Linked DNA regions of Homo sapiens: region 2 is linked to region 1. Evidence: read pairs that join two places in POLR2A ChIA-PET (ENCODE). Cell type or tissue: K562. All regions are shown on one strand.

What was found. ChIA-PET counts read pairs that join two places held together with the same protein. Peaks named below come from ENCODE experiments on the same cell type or tissue, not always from the same donor. Only the 100,000 strongest peaks of a DNase experiment are listed, where the experiment ranks them.
Region 2: POLR2A ChIA-PET joins it to region 1 with 5 read pairs; 8 of 35 experiments call an interaction of 5 or more read pairs at or near these places.

The regions. Positions count from the first base shown.
Region 1 is chr19:12,871,304-12,873,803 of GRCh38, reverse strand. It overlaps MAST1 (microtubule associated serine/threonine kinase 1), which reads right to left. Exons shown (of 26, transcript NM_014975.3): 25 at 293-480; 26 at 1-195. Among named protein-coding and RNA genes, the nearest start is that of DNASE2, 8.9 kb to the left of the region's middle. In K562, no CTCF peak of the experiment used is centred here; DNase peaks (open chromatin) are centred at 613 and 1,343.
Region 2 is chr19:12,677,657-12,680,156 of GRCh38, reverse strand. DHPS (deoxyhypusine synthase) reads left to right here. Exons shown (of 9, transcript NM_001930.4): 3 at 235-356; 4 at 438-534; 5 at 614-700. Among named protein-coding and RNA genes, the nearest start is that of DHPS, 3.0 kb to the left of the region's middle. In K562, no CTCF peak of the experiment used is centred here; no DNase peak of the experiment used is centred here.

The DNA.
Region 1 (2,500 bases):
CCTGCGTGGGGGACGGCGTGTGTGCCAGCGGCGATAGAGGGATGTTGCCGGCCGACTTGCATCGCGCAGAGCGGTACTGGCGATGGAGCTTTGGCGACAGTCCGTGCAGCGTGCTGGGCCGAATGTGGTGCGACGCCGACGACGCAGGCGAGTTGGGCGTGCTCGAGGCTGGGGAGCTGCTCTGGGATGAGGCGCCTGCGGGAGACAGGAGGTGAAGCGAGTGAGTACAGCCCAAGCACCAGCCAGGCCACCCCGCGCTGCTCGGTCCCCGCGCAGGTGCAGGAGGTAATACCTAGGTAGGCGGAGTCAGGCGTGGAGCGGTAGCTGTGCGTGGGCGAGCGCGCCGGCAGCCCGTGCGTAGGCGAGCCCGGGAGACTATCGCTGGATGACAGCGAGCGGTTCAGCGACGACAGCGAGCGGCTAGTATGCAGCAGGTTCGACTGCTTCGTGATCTTCCGGAAGAGGGAGCTGCGCTTCTTGCTGCGGGACAGGGAGGGGGCCAAGCGTCCTTGACCTGGACGCCAGAGCTCAGGGCTCCTCCCATTTCACGGCCTCACAACGGTAACCACCCACCCCTTCTGGCCCTTCCCTCTCCAGCTACAACCCACCTATCAAGATAAAGAACTTCCTTTAGCTCAGTGCTGCTTGGCTCCTCCCACTTCAGTCCCCACCCACCCCCTTTGGCCACTCCTAGTCCAAGCTAGAAACAAGCATCCAAACAAAACCAACCTGTTCTGCCCCGCCCACCTCTCTAGCTCCTCCCTCTTCCACTACAATCCACCTATCAAGATAGAACTTCCTTTAGCTCCTCCTACTTCAGGCCCCGCCCAACTTTAGGCCACTCCCAATTCTGGCTACAAACACTCATCCAAACAAAACCATTTTTTTTTTTTTTTTTGAGACGAAGTTTCGCTCTTGTCGCCCAGGCTGGAGTGCAATGGCACGATCTCGGCTCACTGCAACCTCTACCTCCCGGGTTCAAGCGATTACCGTGCTTCAGCTTCGTGAGTAGCCTCCTGAGTAGGTGGGACTACAGGAGTGAGCCACCACTCCCAGCTAATTTTTGTATTTTTAGTAGAGATGGGGTTTCACCATGTTGGTCAGGCTGGTCTCAAACTCCTGACCTCAGGTGATCCACCCACCTCGGCCTCCCAAAGTGCTGGGATTACAGGTGTGAACCACCTCGCCCGGCCAAAAACAACCTCTTCTAGTCCTGCCCACCCCTCTAGTCCCTCCGTCTTTCACTACAACCCACCTATCAAGACAGAACTTCCCTTAACTCAGTGCTGCTTGGCTCCTCCCTCCTCCCACTTCAGGTCCTGCCCAACCTTTTGGCCACTCCCAGTCCAGGCTAGAAACACATCCAAACAAAACCAACTTGGTCCCACCTGCCTCTAGTCCCGCCTCTTCCACTACAACCCACCTATAAGAGTGGGAAGAAATGTACTTATCTCAACCCCGTCTGGCTCCTCTCACCCAAATCCCTGTACTTGTCTGGGCCAAACTCACTGATCAAAACAGAATACTAAAAACAAACAAACAAACAGAATACCCTTCTGGCCCCACCCACCTCCCACCTAGCTCCTCCTATCTATAAGGGAAAATAGGATTTCAGTTGGCTGAACCTTGCCTGGCATGCTCATTCCAGATAGACATTTCTTATTCTAGCCTTTCCCAGTTCTGTCTAAACACATCTAACAGGATAGGACCATCTCCTGGACCCCCTCCGTCTCTGGACATCTCCCTTTCCAGTTCACATCTCCTGGGCCTGCCTATATGTGCAAGACCCTCCTACAATGCTTTTCTCTGATCCTAGAAATTTGGCACAGCTTCCATTCTTGGCTCCTTCCACTTTTACAGCCCCTCTTTTTTTTTTTTTTTTTTTTTTTTGAAAGAGTCTAGCTCTGTTGTCACAGCTGGACTGCAGTGGTGAGATCATAGCTCACTGCAGCCTCGACCTCCCAGGCTCAAGCAATCCTCCCACTTCAGCCTCCGAGTAGCTGAGACCACAGGTGTGTGCCACCAAACCCAACTAGTTTTTTAAGTTTTTTGTAGAGATGGGGTCTCTCTATGTTGCCCCTAATCTTGACTCCTGGGCTCAAGTGATCCTTCTGCCTCAGCCTCCCAAAGTGCTGTGATTACAGGTGTGACTCATCCCAGCCCCTCTTTTTTTGTTTGTTTGTTTGTTTGTTTGTTTGAGATGGAGTCTCACTCTGTTGCCCAGGTTGGAGTGCAGTGGCACAATCTTGGCTCACTGCAACATCCACCTCCCGGGTTCAAGGGATTCTTCTGCCTCAGCTTCCTAAGTAGCTGGGACTGCAGGCGAGCGCCACCATGCCAGGCTAATTTTTGTATTTTTAGTAGAGATGGGGTTTCACCATATTGGCCAGGCTGGTCTCAAACTCCTGACCTCGTGATCTGCCCGCCTCGGCCTCCCAAAGTGCTGGGGTTACAGGCGTGAGCCACCGCGCCCAGCCCGCAGCCCCTCTTAATTGTCCTC
Region 2 (2,500 bases), 190 kb after region 1:
GGACCTGGTGAGGCCGTGGCCTTGGCCTCTGGGTCAATGGGCAATGCAGTTATTGATCGTTTAAGTGAGATGGGCAGATAGGGGTCTGTTATAAGCAGAGGAATAGAATCAAGTTTTGTTTTGTAGCAGAGCTCCCTCATAAGAGTCACTGGACAAGGATGAGGTTAGAAGTTCTGCCCAGAATGAGGGCAGGGGCTTCCTTCTTGGGCCAAATTCACTGCCTTGTGGCTGCAGGTGGACGTATTGGTGACCACAGCTGGCGGCGTGGAGGAAGACCTCATCAAGTGCCTGGCGCCCACATACTTGGGCGAGTTTAGCCTCAGGGGGAAGGAGCTCCGGGAGAACGGGATCAATAGGTGAGAACCCTGAGTGGTGTTGGGCAGGGGAGCTGGACCAAGGGTCCTGGGGCCTGATGCCTACATGCCTCCTGTTCTCAGGATCGGAAACCTGCTGGTGCCCAATGAGAATTACTGCAAGTTTGAGGACTGGCTGATGCCCATTCTGGACCAGATGGTGATGGAGCAGAACACAGAGGTGGGGCTGGGGCAACCTGGAGGGGCCAGTTCAGTGGGAGTCAGGGGAGGCATGGCCTGAAGGTCACATCCTCTCCTAGGGTGTAAAGTGGACGCCTTCTAAGATGATCGCCCGGCTGGGCAAGGAGATCAACAACCCAGAGTCCGTGTATTACTGGGCCCAGAAGGTGAGGACCTAAGCGGGAGCAAAGTAGCCAGACTTTGGCATGTGTTAACTTATTTCATCTTTCCAGCCTCCTGGGGATTCAGTACTGTTATTCTCAGCATCCTCACTCTTAGATGAGGAGACTCAAACACAGATAGGCGTGGTAATTTTTTTTTTTTTTGAGACAGGATCTTGCTCTGTCACCTAGGCTGGAGTGCAGTGGTGTGATCACAGCTCATTGCAGCCTCAACCTCCTGGGGCCAAGCAGTCCTCCCACCTCAGCCTCTCGAGTAGCTGGGACCACAGGCACATGCCATCATGCCCAGCTAATTTTAAAAATTTTTTGTAGAGATGGGGGTCTCCCTGTGTTTCCCAGGCTGGTCTTGAACTCCTGGCGTCAGGCAGTCCTCCCACCTTGGCCTCCCAAAGTGCTGGGATTACAGGCGTGAGCCACTGTGCCCAGCCAGGCTAGGTAATTTTGTCTGAAGTCACACAGATAACTAGTGGGGCCTCAGCATCCTTATGCTCCTCCCAGACTATCTCTGGAACAGTAGAGGCAACACTTAGCAACTCTCCTGGGGCCTGGCTCAGGGTCCCACACTCCCAGATGCTATAAAATAAGAGCTACCCACTCCCTTTAATTAGAGAATCAGAACCTGAAAAAAAAAAAAAAAAAGCTACATAGTCTTTTTTTTTTTTTTTTTTTTTTTGAGACAGAGTCTTGCTCTGTCGCCCAGGCTGGAGTGTAATGGTGTGATTTCAGCTCACTGCACCCTCCACCTCCCAGGTTCAAGTGATTCTCCCGCCTCACCCTCCTGAGTAGCTGGGACTATAGGCACCCACCATCATGCCCGGCCAATTTTTGTATTTTTCTACAGATGGGGTTTCACCATGTTGGCCAGGCTGGTCTTGAACTCCTGACCTCAAGTGATCCACCCGCCTTGGCCTCCCAAAGTGCTGGGATTACAGGGGTGAGCCACCACACCCAGCCTACTTACTCTTTCTTTTTTACGAGACAGGGTCTCATTCTGTTTCCCAGGCTGGAGTGCAATGGCACAATAATGGCTCACTGCTGTCTTGAGCTTCTGGGCTCAGTCGATTCTCCTGCCTCAGCCTGCTGAGTAGCTGGGACTACAGGTGCGTGCCACCATGCCTGGCTAATTGTTTTTGTAGAGATGGGAACTCACCATGTTGCACAAGCTGGCTCTTTTTTTTTTTTTGAGACGGAGTTTTGCTCTTGTTACCCAGGCCAGAGTCCAATGGCGCAATCTTGGCTCACAGCAACCTCTACCTCCTGGGTTCAAGCAATTCTCCTGCCTCAGCATCAAGTTCCCAAGTAGCTGGGATTATAGGCATGTGCCACCACCCCTGGCTAATTTTGTATTTTTAGTAGAGGCAGGGTTTCTCCATGTTGGTCAGGCTGGTGTCGAGCTCCTGACCTCAGGTGATCCACCCGCCTCGGCCTCCCAAAGTGCTGGGATTACAAGCGTGAGCCACCGCGCCCGGCCACAAGCTGGCTCTTTAAAAAAGAATTAGACGGCCGGGCACGGTGGCTCATGCTTGTAATCCCAGTACTTTGGGGGCTGAGGCGGGTGGATCACCTGAAGTCAGGAGTTCAAGACCAGCCTGGCCAACATGGTGGAACCCTGTCTCTACTAAAAAAACAAAATGCAAAATTAGCTGGGCATAGTGGCATGCGCCTGTAATCCTAGCTACTCGGGAGGCTGAAGCAGGAGAATCACTGGAACCCAGGAGGCAGAGGTTGCAGTGAGCTGAGATAGTGCCATTGCACTCCAGCCTGGGCAACGAGTGAAACTCCGTC